2 separate regions of the Homo sapiens genome follow, and region 2 is linked to region 1. A link is a loop called in an ENCODE intact Hi-C map of the cell type or tissue named here. Cell type or tissue: mammary epithelial cell. All regions are shown on one strand. Each heading gives the region's core, and the rest is flanking DNA. Links, peaks and the distances in the headings are about the cores only. Region 1 overlaps IQCJ-SCHIP1 (IQCJ-SCHIP1 readthrough). Region 2 overlaps IQCJ-SCHIP1 (IQCJ-SCHIP1 readthrough).

Region 1 (8,330 bases), core at 1-8,000:
ACTTTTTAAAACAATTATTTAGGGGAATGGCTTATCCTAACTGACCTCACTATCACTAGAGGGCACTCGTGAACTACACTGGAAAATGCCAGGGCTTCTCGTTTGTGTCTAACTCATGATTTGTGAGGTAAAAACTAAAGTGAGAATTGAATGTTTAAGATGTCTTTGCTGTAAATGCCAATAGAAAGTGCAAATTAGATGACTTTTGGATTTTATTTGAATGATGGAAACTCAATATTAGAAATCACTTTGTGAGTTAAATGTTTGGATTTACTTTTTTTGTACCTTCTCACAGCCCCAATTCACGACAATTCTCAATTGCTGCTGAATCCAGTGATATCTAAAAGTTTTAGTGTTGCTTTAGGGTGCTTAACCTTTCGGTTTTATTGGACTCCTATGAGAATATATGTTTGTTTTATATTTGTACGGCTGTACTGCTTCGATTCTAGCATAAGTGTTTTGTGCATAAATGCATGTTCTTCCCTGTTCATGAGTCATCAACTTCATTTATATCTCTGCACAGCTTCACTAACAGTTCTACTTTATTTAATTTAGCTTAGCCTCCTGATTCCTTGTTGGTTTTTAGTAGAAGATATTTCCTCCCTCAAATGTTCCCAGAAATTTGTTCTCCCATAAGGTATATCAGACTGAATTGGGGGTGCATCCTGTAGCCCCACCATATCATCATCCTTTAGCTCTGTGCTCATGTGCTGAGGATGACTGTATTCAGTGAATGGCAGTCTGGCTCACCCATGATTGCCTATAAAAAGTGAGAATCAATGCCTGTAATCCCAGCACTTTGGGAGGCTGAGGTGGGCAGATCGCTTGAGGTCAGGAGTTTGAGATCAGCCTAGCTAACATAGCGAAACCCTGTCTCTACCAAAAATACAAAAATTAGCTGGGTGTGGTGGCATGCACCTGTAATCCCAGCTACTTGGAAGACTGAGGCAGGAGAATGAACGGCTTGAAACCCAGGAGGCAGAGGTTGCAGTGAGCCGAGATTGCGCCACTGCACTCCAGCCTGGATGACAGAGGGGAAAACAAAAAAAAAAGAATTAGAATCAGAACAGATTTTCAAAAAGAATTAGCTGTCAGAAAGCAAGCAGGCCCTGCCCAGAATTCTAATAGAAGTTATTGATTATAACAATGACTTAAATATTGATAATGACAGTGATGTGACATTAAATGTAAAAAATAAAATATGAAAATATAAGATGTTGGGATGCTTCCAAGTCTCTGGTTTGTCACTTAGGTAAAATATCCAAGTCACAGTTTAAAAGAAAACTTTATATGTAGTTGTTTGGAGTTTAGTGAGCTAAGCTTGTTTTATCTGCTGTGATCATCAGTTTGCCAGGGCCCCTGTTGGGAAGATTCATCCTTACATCTCTTGGAGGTTGCAGTCACCTGGGGACAAGTTGCCTGGTGGAAGGAAGGTGATTCTTCTCTACCTTGACCAGCTTGCCAGACCCACTGGGTTCATACATACTCTCAAGGAGCCCCAGATAGAAAGACTTGGTTTTCTCACCCTCCAGTGAATGGACCTCAAGTTTATGGAGGGAATAGGATGATCCCTGGCCTACACTGACTAAGCCTGTCATCAAGAAATGAGCTTCCTCTAACAACCATGAGTCCATTTGGAACTTCTGTGTTAAAAGCCTTCAGTCCAAGTCAAATGTTGTCAGTGAGCTGTGTCCCTGGGGAGTTCTTTATGCCCTGCCTCTTGCTTGATCTTTTCCAGGTTGTTGAACCTCAGCCCTCTTTCTCTGGGTTTAATCTATTGCTGTTACTGCCTAGACAATTTTCTATCTTCTCATATCTGATCAACTGACTGTCTTGTCCCAAGTCCCTTCCTTCCTTCTACTAACCTCTAACACAACCTTAATGGAGGCCAACAAGCCCTTACCTAACTTCTGGACATTGCCAGCTGCTCTGCAGCCCCACGCCCATAACTGCAATTATTGCCTATCTCAACTATCTACCCCAGGCATGCACTACACAGGAAATCAGCTCACTAATCTGGTTGAGTTCCTGTGTGGAGCTGATAATGATGCTTTTGCATGCTTCTGCTCTGATTGTTTTGGCTAGGCCTAGTGGTTAATGTGGTTCTTTGAACATTTCTGCCTTAAAATATATAACAAAAGTAACGTTTAAGTATGAGTGCTCAAATTCATTATCTTAATAAAAGCTGAGCACTTGTTATGTGCCAGGCACTCTGCTATTATCTTGTTTAATCCTATCAATGATCATACAAAGAAAGACACTATTATTATCTCCATTTTACAGGTGATGAAAAAGAGACTTAAAGAGATAACTACCTTTTCTTGGGCCACCCATTGGGTTGGAGCTCCATATTTTATTCTTCCACTATATTACTTGAAAAGAAGGCTGCATTTAGACACGGTCAAGCAATCAGTTCATGCATTTCTAAGACTGCTTTACAATTTGGTAGTTACAAACAGTGAATGAAACAATATTTTTAAAACCCTCATTTGATTTTATAAATTGCTTCATTCAATGCTCCTTGATTAAAACCTCAAACCTCAGCTGTTCAATGCCAAATTAAAGAGCAACAGAAGGGAAGATAATATTAAGTTATGTTAGCAATTTGCATATTAAGTGCCCTTACACTGCAATGTATCATGTGGTAACAGAAAAATTTGTTTTAGAAATAGGAATTTTGAATAGCAACTGTTAGGGAATGGAGCTTGTGGATATCAAAATGATTTTTAAAAAGAGTAATCTTCTCTCCTTAAAAAATATTAGTTATTGCACAAAGGACAACAGTAGGAAATGCCCTGTGTATTTTTTATTAATCAATTTCATATCATAAAATATTTAACGCTTTTCGTTTCCAGCTCCCAGAGATCTGTAGCTTGTCTAATAGGATTATCATGGAAAGAAACTATAGCATGGTATTTTCTAAACTCCAAGATTGATGACCTTTTCAGAAATTATTAGCATGACCTTACAAATAAGTCCGGAAAAATCTTTGGGATTATTTAGAGACATTCTCAATCTCTTTTGGCTTAGAATTGTTTCCTCCTGCTTGGGCCTTGCTTTGCGGTCACGCCTCTCTCTCCCATTGGTTCCCATATTATTATGATCTGGCCTATAGGGGGCACTGTGGCTCATGGAATGAGGCGCTGCCTGGGTAGGAGGATGTGACTTACAATAGCAGCTCTGCCACTATTTCTATGTGTCCAAGATATATCATTTGAGAGGACATTCCTCATCTGAAACTGGAAATAATACCCACCTCAGAAATGGATTGGGATTGCTGTGAAGGTTAAACGGCACTACGCATGTAAACTACAGCACAGAACCTGGGACTCTGAAGGCTCTCACTAAATATTAGTTGATTTTGAATCTGCTCTTGAAAACGTTCAGTGAGTTTATTCAAAATGCTGTGGAAAAACTGTGGAGAGCAGAGATGGAATTTTTAACTTGACACTGATTGAGGGGCACAGTACTTGTTTGTGATTCCCCAAGTGAATCCATGAGAATCAACTCATGCCCCAGAATGAATATGAATATATATATTGGAACTGTACATTACGAAGGTAATAAATTAAGCATTTATTTTAGTGTTGCTCTTACTAAAGATTGATTTTCCAGTTCTGAAGATGAACTGAGTCCTTTTGCATCTAAATGGGTAGACCTTCTCTGAGAGACCACCCCCACACTCAGAGTAAAAGCAAGCATAGATCGCTCTCCTTCCTTCCAAGACCTGATGAATAAGGAACAGGCAGATTCTTAGGACACTGGGGAAAGCAGAATTAAGTGCCATTCCTGCAGCTGCCCAACTTCTACCAGCAGACCTTACTTCATTCCTAGTCAAGAGGAATTATAGTCCTGAGCAGGGTCAAAACCACCGATTTGGACCAGCTGAAGACTGTTACCTCAGGTGTGAAGTAACACCTGAGTGTTACTTCTGGCGTGAAGGCTGTGGGATGCTTAGGTTAACAGCACTGCTTAAGTGTCCCGGCATTTAGCAAGAGTGTCTGGATATTCAACAGCTAGCCAGATGACCCACCAAACCTTTCCAAATATACTTCTAAAAGTCAGTCTTACCCTTGCTGTTGAACGCGGCGTATTCACCAACATTCAAACTGCTTCATTATCCTCAAGCTTTATTGCCCTTTTCAGATTTACAACCTCCAGGCTTTAAATACATCAAGAAAACTCTGGTGACTAATTAGGGAGAAAGTCTTGTTACAAAGTCACACTTGGTTGGGGGAAAACTCAGCCCTGAAAGAGGATTTCTGGGACCCCTTCTAATACAATTTTGAGATATTTAAAACTATAGAGAATATGGGCCGGGTGTGGTGGCTCATGCCTGTAATCCCAGCACTTTGGGAGGCTGAAGTGGGCAGAACACCTGAGGTCAGGAGGTCGAGACCATCCTGACCAACATGGTGAAACCCTGTCTCTACTAAAAATACAAAAATTAGCTGAGCATGATGGTGTGCGCCTGTAATCCCAGCTACCTGGGAGGCTGAGGCAGGAGAATTGCTTGAACCCGGGAGGCAGAGCCTGCAAGTGAGCCGAGATTGTGCCACTGCACTCCAGCCTGGGTGACAGAGCAAGACTCCGTCTCAAAAACAACAACAACAACAACAAAAACAAAAAACAAACTATAGCGAATGTAAGCTTTGTGCTACTTAATAATTTAATAACCTAGATTTTCCAGGTCAGGGACAGGTTACAGTATTAAGCTCAGCTGTTATAAATTTAGGTCTCATGAATTCTAATGTTTTAGTACCCAAACATTATCTTTCATCCTTCCTTTCAGACCCCCAAATAGCACAAATTCTTTGTCTATTTGTTCCAAATTTTGGTTCTGAGAATATATTAACCATATATAAAAAGAGAAGACTTCTTAGTATTTACTTAGAAGTAGATACATTCCTCTTCTTTCAAACCAGAGCCTGAGAGAGTATTTCATTTTCCAAAGTTTTACAAATTATATAATATATAAACATATATGACAGTATGCATAAATCTATTTTTATATAAAATAGTATCTTTATACCACAAACATCCTCTCCCTTTTATGTCTCTAAATATTGGCTGATAATATAGATTCCTTTTCCCAAATTATCCTTTTAACATCATGGTTTGAGGGTAATTTTTCTTGATAGGTTTAAAAATAAACATGTTGTTCTGGTTTGGGGATTTAAAATTTTTTCAAAAGGACTGCTAATATTAAACATTGCGTGAGTTCAGAACGATATGCAAAATTGACAGTTAATTGATCACTGATTCATTCATCCATAGTAACATAATAAATCTTCCTTAGCAGTCTCTACACTTAATGACCTATGAGTATAGATGTGAAAATCTAGACATCAAGTATGTCACCTTTGATAAAGATAGTTGAGAAATAACTTGTTTTCTGTGTAGTTTACCTTAAGTCCACTCTTGGCATTTGTCCTCATATAAATTCTGTTTTTATTCTATGGCTTGGTGAGATAAATTGTTAGATCTCTAATTTAGACACAGAGTGCACCTACATAATAAATCCAGTTTTATTATTACAAATAAACATTCCAAAGCACAGAAAGACAAACATTGCATGTTCTCACCTATTTATGGAATCTAAAAATTCAAAACAATTGAACTAATGGGCAGAGAGAATAGAAGGATGGTTCCTAGAGCCTTGGAAAGGGAGTGGGAGCCTGGAGGGGGGCAACTGAGAATAGTTAACGTAATGGGTACACACAAAAAAAGAATGAATGAATAGGCATACTATTTGATAGCAGAACAGGGTGACTATAGTCAGTAATAACTTAATTGTACATTTTAAAATAACTATAAGAGTATAATTGAATTGTTTGTAACACAAGGATAAATGCTTGGATGGATACCCCATTCTCCGTGATTACTTAACGGATAATAATGTGATTATTTTACATTGCATACCTGTATCAAAACATCTCATGTACCCCATAAATATATGCACCTACTATATCTGCAAAAAAAAAAAACAAAAAACCAACATAACCAACATTCCACTCATTGAATGGGTATAAAAGACGCTTTAGGGTCGGAGGAGAAATTAGATGTAGTGAAACTGGAGAGTGATGTATCATTGTATTACATTTCTTCTGGAAAGCTCATTAGCCTAAGGGTCTTTTGTAAATGAGACATCTTTCGGGGTGGGGGATAATTATTCACATCCCTGGATTAGGTCTACATTCATTCACTCGTTCAACAACTATCTGAATGTCTACTGTGTGCCAGGCCTTTGCCAAGCACTGGGGATACAATGATCACCAAAAGAAAACAACCTATGCCCTTGCAGAATTTACAAATTCCTCAGTCATGGTTGTCAATTCTTGTAACAGAGCTGTTGATAACATAGGCAATGATAACTATTAATTGATTAATTGTATAGAAGGTTTAGGTGCTACTATTAAGAAAAATCTTACTGCTGAAACATCTTCTAGAGCAGAATTTCTCTGAATGTGGTACCTGAAATATTACTTTTACAGGACGTTGGTAAATGTTAACTGGAAGAGAGGTAAAATGAGTCAATTTATTTACTTTACGACTTCTTCGAGCCTTTTTAAGTTTCTACACATTTTGATTCTGCAGGAAGGCTGTATTTTTTTCACACTTTCTATGCTTCTTTGAGCATGAAACCTGAAATGAGTCACATCTTACTGGGCTTAATGGATCCATGGAACACACTTTGAGAAACATTATCTTAGAGTTACTAGTTGTTAAAGGAAAATTCCAAGAACTCGAATTTTCCTCTAAGTGGCTCAATAATGCAATTAATGAGTTGAACAATGCATTTAGCAAAACTTCCAATGAAAGTTTTATATACATGTCCTTTTTATAGGCCTCTATCTATAGAGCTGTATTATGCAAATGAAAATTTTATTAAGTTCACAGATAAAACTTGTTGCATTAACTGGCTCGTAGGGTTTACATAAAAAACAAATCTAATCAACAAAACAATAGTACTGGAAGATGGAGTTTTAGAAAGTCAATAAATAACTCATTTTCCTTTCTTGATTTAGAAACTTATTTTCAGAAATAAGAGATTTAGGCAGAGGGAGATCAAAATCTCAACTTTATTTCCGGTCAAAGCTGGATTGGAGGGTGTAACTCTGACTGTGGCAACATTTGACATCTTACTATTGAACTTTGAAATGAGAGAAACTTACCAGTCTCACCCACAGGGCAAGCCAGTGTGAATCCTGTGCAGGGAGCTGGATCCCACACAGAGACAGAGGAAGGGTGATCCTGAGCTGTAGATGCCCAGTTCCTTTGCCTAATCCTCCAATCAGTGTAGCTCTTTCCACCTTTGTAGAGAGGAGAAAAGGATGGAAATCAGAGGCTAGGAGTCTTTAGGAAAATGCTTTCTTATGGAAGCCTGAGAAAATAAGAAGGGGGTGCCCAACACTGGATACTTCAGGAAGCAAAAATTGGGCTTTTTAAAAAAAATCATTTTAAGAATCACAAATACTTTTTAGTCAGTTTGATTTTTATATGATTTTTTATATAGTAATATATTAATTAGAGTTTTCCAAATAATAATTACTTTTGGAACTTTTTATAAAAATGCATATTCCAGAACCACAACAGATCTATCATGTCAGAATATCTGAGAAGCAGCCTGGGACTTTTATTTTTATTTTTATTTTTTTGAGACAGAGTCTCACTCTGTTGCCCAGGCTGGAGTGCAGTGGTGCGATCTCAGCTCACTGCAATCTCTGCCTCCTGGGTTCAAGTGATTCTTCTGCCTCGGCCTTCTGAGAAGCTGGGATTACAGGTGCCCACTACACGCCTGGCTAATTTTTGTATTTTTAGTGGAGATGGGGTTTCACCATCTTGGCCAGGCTGGTCTTGAACTCCTGACCTCTTGATCCACCCGCCTTGGCCTCCCAAAGTGCTGGGATTACAGGGACTTTTAAATTTTTAAAAATTCCCCAGATAATCTTCATCATTGTTAAAGTGTAGAAAATACTAAACTGTAGAAATTGACCAAAAATATCTGCTTTATTTAGGAAACTGAAGTGGATCAGAACATTTAGATGATCAATTTTTTTTCTCAATTTTTTTTTGGATATTTTAGCCTTTGGAATAAAATATTCCAAATTTTATTTGGATATTTTTCTCAATTTTTATTTGGATATTTAGCATAAATTTATTTGGATAAAAATTTATCCAAATAAATTTTTATTTGGATATTTTATTTGGATATTTTAGCATTCTCAATTTTTATTTGGATATTTTAGATACGCGGTGAGAAGCTGGTGAGGCAATATTTTCCTGATGAGATGCCAGAACAATCACCATTGCTTTAATAGAATTTGTTC
Region 2 (8,347 bases), core at 218-8,217, 240 kb after region 1:
ACTGCCCTCCAGCCTGGCGAAAGAGCGAGACTCTGTCTCAAAAAAAAAAAAAGAAAAAAGAGACCAAAAATATTATTGACCCCCATATGCTAATATGTTGCAAATTCTTGGTACCCTTTTAGTATTAGGATATTTGCCTAAGAACCAAACTGTTATTCTGGAACTTTCCCCAACCATATTTTTCATAATTCTATGTTATACTTATATATTGAATTGTCTATTTTCCAATTAAAAGCTACTCTACTTATGGAGTTTACTCTGGTTCCTACTCACAAATTAGGCCTTAATTCTTTTTAATAAATTGCTTTAATCAACACAATAGTGATGCTATACTGTACACTTGTGTGTAGACATATACACAAATGGTTATTATAATAAAAAGTTTTGGAAGTTACTCAATGCTTTTCTGGAAAATTTCAGCCAACTAGGGCTAGGACAAAGTGATATTTTACACTTGAGCTGGGAAAGAAGCTGAGTTGTTTATTTGGTTTTTAAACCAGAAACTCATGAAATATGACATCTAATTCTGGCTGTGTTCTTATCTATTGCTGTGACTGCTCGCAGCTTATTGGTCCCCAGTTGAGGACATTTATTTCCTCATCTATTAAAAAGGATGGTAAACAGTTGCCTAATTCTAAAGTTTGGAAACAAAAGGAATTCTGTAGCTTCACTAATTTAGTGACAGATTTAATTCCTTTACAACTCCTGCCATCTCCAAACCTTTTAATTTTCCCCAAAAGCAAATTTACATTTTATTGCTGATAAAGAACATGATGGAGACTTGCCTAATTACCACTTGACCAGGATAACCAGATAAACAGTGTCAGGAATTAAAAATATGGCACAAAACTATGGCCTTCCATTTATGTGTTAATAACTCACATGGTATTCTCATGGTATATATAAATCCCATATACTACTCACCAGGTCTTGGAATATTCTGCTAGTAAACCATGTGTTATAGCAGAGTAATACTTTTTTCTCAAATTATGATTACTCAATTTCATACATAGCATTTCTAAAACTTAATAGTCACCTATAATGAATAGTATAGTACCTACTATTTTTCCTAGATATATTAATTTATTTGAAAAACTAGTGGCATCACTAATGACTAGTACTTTATGTTATTTAAAGTATTTTCATATACATGATTATTTGGTTCTCATACAAACCAAATGTTGCATTTGGATACATGAGTTCCCATTTTACAGATGAGGAAACTGAATGAGAATCTGACCTGTTCATAGTCATACAGCAACTTTTGACTCAGATCTTCTGATCATTAATCCTATGATTTCTCAAACTTCAGCAGTCATCATTAACTCCAAGTCAGGTCAATGAATCTTCCACTAGTTAGTTCCACTGGCAAACTCGATATAGAGAAATTTCAGTTTGTAGAAAGTCAATGAATATGAATTTAAGAAACAAATTTAATAAAGGTGTTAACATGTAATTATAAAAGGGAAAAGAAATCTTCTAACCAACTATAAACCTGGTCTCAAGCTCACTTGGGACAAAGACATACTAACCTCGTCATACTGATTACTTCTGAGGAGGGAGGGAAAACAAAAGAGATACAGGCTTTAGTTTGATCGTAATGTATTGTGTGCGTTATGTGCATGTGTTGGGGACCTGAGAGAGGCCACTGAATGGGTGTCTGGCACATTGTTTACATAGATGGGCTAATGGGTGATTGTGGTTTTGGGAATGCAGAGAAGGACAACCTTTTATTTTGCTTCCAAATCCAATCGAGTCCTACAGGGCAGACCCACATATAGTGACCAAAATCAGCTTCATTTCTTTTTTTAAAAATTTTATTATTATTATACTTCTTTAAGTAAGTTTTAGGGTACATGTGCACAACGTGCAGGCTTGTTACATATGTATACATGTGCCATGTTGGTGTGCTGCACCCATTAACTCACCATTTAGCATTAGGTATATCTCCTAATGCTATCCCTCCCCACTCCCCCCACCCCACAACAGTCCCCAGAGTGTGATGTTCCCCTTCCTGTGTCCATGTGTTCTCATTGTTCAGTTCCCACCTAATCAGCTTCATTTCTGACAAGGTTTGGGTAGGTACACAAGCCTGAAATGTGCAGCCACAATGGCCTTTCTAACGTCTACCTCTTAATTAGACAGATTTGCTTGGCCAAGTGCAGGCGTATTTGAACAATCACAGGTTCCCACACAGGGGCCAACTGGCCCCTGCAGGATTAAGCAAGGAAGGGCAGAAAACACAAGCAAATGCCTATTAAAATATAAAGACGCTAAAAGGCGGTAGATTGAACATGTTCAGTTCTTTCTCCAGACCCGCCAATCAGATAAGTGATGCCTTCTCTCCCCAGGAGACACTGGAAGTGTTCCCATACTTTCCTTTTCTGAGGAGCAGACTTTAACATTTGTTCCATGGAGACAGGGAGAAATGGTAGAGGTAAAGTGTGTCTCACTGACATTAATCAAGATCTGAAGACAGGTAAATAGTATCCCTTACAGGTGGCTCCCCCTAGCTTAGTACTATTTGAAGGTGCCTCACTTCATTTGGGAGGCATGGTGACATGTCTTTTTTGACAGCTCATAAACTATTTGTTCTTTTCCTTTTCTTTGACCAAGTCCAAGATAAATGCGACAATATTAAACCTTGCCCTCTTCCCAGTTTGCTTACATGAAATAGTCTGTGTTTTCCTTTCATCACTCTTACTACACATGGTAAATAATAATACAGACTTCAAGCAGTGGAAGGAAATATTGCTTTCATATTTATACATACTATTTTTTTCAATACATGTACATATCCCTCTGGCAATATGACAAAATGTCAGGGATGGCTATCATTATCCTAGGAACCTGACAGTAAAAGCCATGAGGGGATCTCCTTGGTCTCCTGGACTCAGTTCTTCTGGCTTAGCCACAGGCCACACCTTTCATATGCTATTCAGAGTGTTTAGCCACATGAGTGGCTGTTAATGACATGGCTCTCAGGTAAAAAGGATAACTGAGAATTCTACCAAATGAACTTCCTTTGACCAAATGACACCAATTATACCTTTTCAACATTCAATTAAGAAACATGACATTCTCAATTTGATGTTGCCAACAATCATTCAGAATTTAGAGAAACCTCCAGAGTCACATAAAGGTAATTAACCTAACATTTACTGAGTAACCCTTAGGTGCCAGGAATCATAGATAAAAGGGGGAATAACAGGCTCCTACATTTAAGGAACTCAGAGTCTAGATAGAGAACTGTGAAAGTGAGTAATTATGATACAGAATGGGAGATGAGGAAAGGAAATTAAGTTTGTGCAAGAAGTAAAGTGCCTTCTATGCTGCACCAGAAGTTTAGACTTGATCCTTTGGCCAGAGGCTGTTAAGTATAAAAATGACTATTCAGATCTGTTTTTTGGAACTCTATCTCTCAGGTTGTGGAGGACCATTAACAGAGGAGAGAGGACAGAGCACCATCTGGAGGAAAGATGATAGGAGCCCAAACACAGGCAGTGAAAAGATGAAATTATCACTTCTCTTCTTTTAAAATCCTGTTATAGGAAACATTAAGTTCAGTACTGGAGATTATAAGTGTCGTGAAGAAATGATGTAAGGAGCTAACCAGAAATTATTTTGTCAAAATTCTTCTCCCAGAATATCTTGCATATGAAGCCAGAACCAATTTCAACCTGCCATAGAATTAGAGGTTTTTGTAATTTTAACAGATCATGGTGGTTGCTGAAAATATCAGTGGAATTTTAAAGTATATTTACATTTAAAATGACTTAAAACACCAGAAATGATAGTAAATCTTCATACATTCAACAGGAAACTAATTCCAATAAGTCTGGGAAGGCAGTTTAACACACCAGCATTGCTTATGGTTATCTTCAATCCAAAAATTCTTATATTTAGCTTTGTATTATAATTTATACATACAAGTCTGATTAGCCCATTAGACTCTAAGCTCCTTTCCTGAGGGCTTAATTTTTTGTACCCCTCCTCGCAAACTGCCTGTCACAAGGACTAGCTTTATGTAGAGAATCAATATTCATATTTTCAACAATTTTTTTTACTGAGTACCAATCATGTGCCAGATACAAGGAACCCATTAGTGCTGGAGAAAACTCTGTGAACAACATATAATAACCCCCGTTTTCACTGAGCTGACAGTCCACAGGGGACATGGGAAATTTCCATACCGTGTTAGGCAGCTTACTCCAGGGGAGGAATGGAGGATGCCAGGGATGCCCATGGCATAACACATAACTTAAGGGACAAAGAAACCTTCTCAAAGAAGGAAGATTCAAAGGCCAGTAGGAGTTAACAAGATGAGGAGAGAGCAAAGAGTTCTCCAGGTGGAGGGAATAGCATCTGCAAAGACCAGGAAGACAGAAGAGAGCAAGGTGCGTTTGCTCATAGGAAAGAGGTTCCTGATGGCTGGGGTTCAGACAGCCAGATGAGATGTAGAGTGGGAGGGCATGATAAACCAAGCCTGGTCATAAAGTTTCCTGTGTAACTTCAGCACAGGGCCTGGCACAAAGTGAACACTCAAAATTATTGAATAAGTCAATGTACGTCAGCCTGCTTAAACATTTTATCTATCTACCAAAATTAATCTATGAATTCAATGCAATCCAATGGAAATCTCAACATGATTTTCCAAATAATTTGGAAAGATAATCTGAAAATTTATACAGAAAGGAAAAGGAAGCATACTAGCCAAAACAATTACGAAGGAGAACAAGGTTGGGGGACATGTGATATCTGAAATCAAAACTTATTGTTGAGCCATTATAATTTATGTTTTTATATTTTTTTATTATACTTTAAGTTCTAGGGTACACGTGCACAACGTGCAGGTTTGTTACATATGTATACATGTGCCATGTTGGTGTGCTGCACCCATTAACTCATCATCTACATTAGGTACATCTCCTAATGCTATCCCCCTGGCCCCACCCACCCTACAACAGGCCCTGGTGTGTGATGTTCCCCTTCCTGTGTCCAAGTGTTCTCATTGTTCGATTCCCACCTATGAGTGAGAACATGAGGTGTTTGGTTTTTAGTCCTTGCGATAGTTTGCTGAGAATGATGGTTTCCAGCTTCATCCATGTCCCTACAAAGGAAATGAAATCACCATTTTTTATGGCTGCATAGTAGTCCATGGTGTATATGTGTCACATTTTCTTAATCCAGTCTATCATTGTTGGGCATTTGGGTTGGTTCCAAGTCTTTGCTATTGTGAATAGTGCCGCAATAAACATACGTGTGCATGTCTTTATAGCAGTATGATTTATAATCCTTTGGGTATATACCCAGTAATGGGATGGCTGGGTCAAATGGTATTTCTAGTTCTAGATCCCTGAGGAATCGCCACACTGACTTCTACAATGGTTGAACTAGTGTACAATCCCACCAACAGTGTAAAAGTGTTCCTATTTCTCCACATCCTCTCCAGCACCTGTTGTTCCCTGACTTTTTAGTGATTGCCATTCTAACTGGTGTGAGATGGTATCTCATTGTGGTTTTGATTTGCATTTCTCTGATGGCCAGTGATGATGAGCATTTTTTCATGTGTCTTTTGGCTGCATAAATGTCTTATTTGAGAAGTGTCTGTTCATATCCTTTGCCCACTTTTGGATGGGATTGTTTTATTTCTTGTAAATTTGTTTGAGTTCTTTGTAGATTCTGAATATTAGCCCTTTGTCAGATGAGTAGATTGCAAAAGTTTTCTCCCATTCTGTAGGTTGCCTGTTCACTCTGATGGTAGTTTCTTTTGCTGTGCAGAAGCTCTTTAGTTTAATTAGATCCCATTTGTCAATTTTGGCTTTTGTTGCCATTGCTTTTGGTGTTTTAGACAGGAAGTCCTTGCCCATGCCTATGTCCTAAATGGTATTGCCTAGGTTTTCTCCTAAGGTTTTTATGGTTTTAGGTCTAACATTTAAGTCTTTAATCCTTCTTGAATTAATTTTTGTATAAGGTATAAGGAAGGGATCCAGTTTCAGCTTTCTACATATGGCTAGCCAGTTTTCCCAGCACCATTTGTTGAATAGGGAATCCTCTCCCCATTTCTTGTTTTTCTCAGGTTTGTCAAAGACCAGATAGTTGTAGACGTGTGGTATTATTTCTGAGGGTTCTGTTCTGTTCCATTGGTCTATACCTCTATTTTGGTACCAGTACCATGCTGTTTTTGTTACTGTAGCCTTGTAACATAGTTTGAAGTCAGGTAGCGTGATGCCCCCAGCTTTGTTTTTTGGCTTAGCATTCTCCTGGCAATGCGGGCTCTTCTTTGGTTCCATATGAACTTTAAAATAGTTTTTTTCCAATTCTGTGAACAAAGTCATTGGTAGCTTGATGAGGATGGCATTGAATCTATAAATTACCTTGGGCAGTGTGGCCATTTTCACGATATTGATTCTTCCTACCCATGAGCATGGAATGTTCTTCCATTTGTTTGTATCCTCTTTTATTTCGTTGAGCAGTAGTTTGTAGTTTTCCTTGAAGAGGTCCTTCACATCCCTTGTAAGTTGAATTCCTAGGTATTTTATTCTCTTTGAAGCAATTGTGAATGGGAGTTCACTCATGATTTGGCATTCTGTTTGTCTGTTATTGGTGTATAAGAATGCTTGTGATTTTTGCACATTGATTTTGTATCCTGAGACTTTGCTGAAGTTGCTTATCTCTTAAGGAGATTTTGCGCTGAGTCGATGGGGTTTTCTAAATATACAATCATGTCATCTGCAAACAGGGACAATTTGACTTCCTCTTTTCCTAATTGAATGTCCTTTATTTCCTTCTCCTGCCTGATTGCCCTGGCCAGAACTTCCAGCACTAGGTTGAATAGGAGTGGTGAGAGAGGGCATCCCTGTCTTGTGCCAGTTTTCAAAGGGAATGCTTCCAGTTTTTGCCCTTTCAGTATGATATTGGCTGTGGGTTTGTCATAAGTAGCTCTTATTATTTTGAGATACATCCCATCAATACCTAACTTATTGAGAGTTTTTAGCATGAAGGGTTGTTGAATTTTGTCAAAGGCCTTTTCTGCATCTATTGAGATAATCATGTGGTTTTTGTCATTGGTTCTGTTTATATGCTGGATTACGTTTATTGATTTTGGTATGTTGAACCAGCCTTGCATCCCAGGGATGAAGCCCACTTGATCATAGTGGATAAGCTTTTTGATGTCCTGCTGGATTCGGTTTGCCAGTATTTTATTGAGGATTTTTGCATCGATATTCATCAGGGATATTGGTCTAAAATTCTCTTTTTTTGTTGTGTCTCTGCCAGGCTTTGGTATCAGGATGATGCTGGCCTCATAAAATGAGTTAGGGAGGACTCCCTCTTTTTCTATTGATTGGAATAATTTCAGAAGGAATGGTACCAGCTCCTCCTTGTACCTCTGGTAGAATTCGGCTGTGAATCCGTCTGGTCCTGGACTTTTTTGGTCGGTAAGCTATTAATTATTGCCTCAATTTCGGAGCCTGTTATTGGTCTAATCAGAGATTCAACTTCTTCTTGGTTTAGTCTTGGGAGGGTGTATGTGTCGAGGAATTTATCCATTTCCTCTAGATTTTCTAGTTTATTTGCGTAGAGATGTTTATAGTATTCTCTGACAGTAGTTTGTATTTCTGTGGGATCAGTGGTGATATCCCCTTTGTCATTTTTTATTGTGTCTATTTGATTCTTCTCTCTTTTCTTCTTTATTTGTCTTGCTAGTGGTCTATAAATTTTGTTGATCTTTTCAAAAAACCAGCTCCTGGATTCATTGATTTTTTGAAGGGTTTTTTGGTGTCTCTATTTCCTTCAGTTCTGCTCTGATCTTAGTTATTTCTTGCCTTCTGCTAGCTTTTGAATGTGTTTGCTCTTGCTTCTCTAGTTCTTTTAATTGTGATGTTAGGGTGTCAATTTTAGATCTTTCTTGCTTTCTCTTGTGGGCACTTAGTGCTGTAAATTTCCCGCTACACACTGCTCTAAATATGTTCCAGAGATTCTGGTATGTTGTGTCTTTGTTTTTGTTGGTTTCAAAGAACATCTTTATTTCTGCCTTCATTTTGTTATGTACCCAGTAGTCATTCAGGAGAAGATTGTTCAGTTTCCATGTAGTTGAGCGGTTTTGAGTGAGTTTCTTAATCCTGAGTTCTAGTTTGATTGCACTGTGGTCTGAGAGACAGTTTGTTATAATTTCTGTTCTTTTACATTTGCTGAGGAGTGCTTTACTTCCAACTATGTGGTCGATTTTGGAATAAGTGCAGTGTGGTGCTAAGAAGAATGTATATTCTGTTGATTTGGGGTGGAGAGTTCTGTAGATGTCTGTTAGGTCCACTTGGTGCAGAGCTGAGTTCAATTCCTGGATATC

What was found. A loop is a pair of places that touch in the nucleus more often than their neighbours do. Peaks named below come from ENCODE experiments on the same cell type or tissue, not always from the same donor. Only the 100,000 strongest peaks of a DNase experiment are listed, where the experiment ranks them.
Region 2: a loop joins it to region 1, with 11 times the contacts of the local background. A loop is called at or near these places in 3 of 110 quality-filtered maps.

Annotation. Positions count from the first base shown.
Region 1 is chr3:159,263,869-159,272,198 of GRCh38, forward strand. All of the region lies in intron 4 of IQCJ-SCHIP1 (IQCJ-SCHIP1 readthrough), which reads left to right. It also overlaps a transcript of IQCJ not described here. Among named protein-coding and RNA genes, the nearest start is that of SCHIP1, 5.2 kb to the right of the region's middle. In mammary epithelial cell, for the core only: CTCF peaks have their summits at 64 (motif pointing right) and 3,125 (motif pointing right); no DNase peak of the experiment used is centred there.
Region 2 is chr3:159,500,674-159,509,020 of GRCh38, forward strand. The region is part of intron 4 of IQCJ-SCHIP1 (IQCJ-SCHIP1 readthrough); the gene reads left to right. The region is part of intron 1 of SCHIP1 (schwannomin interacting protein 1); the gene reads left to right. Among named protein-coding and RNA genes, the nearest start is that of MIR3919, 220 kb to the left of the region's middle. In mammary epithelial cell, for the core only: CTCF peaks have their summits at 2,510 and 3,474 (motif pointing left); no DNase peak of the experiment used is centred there.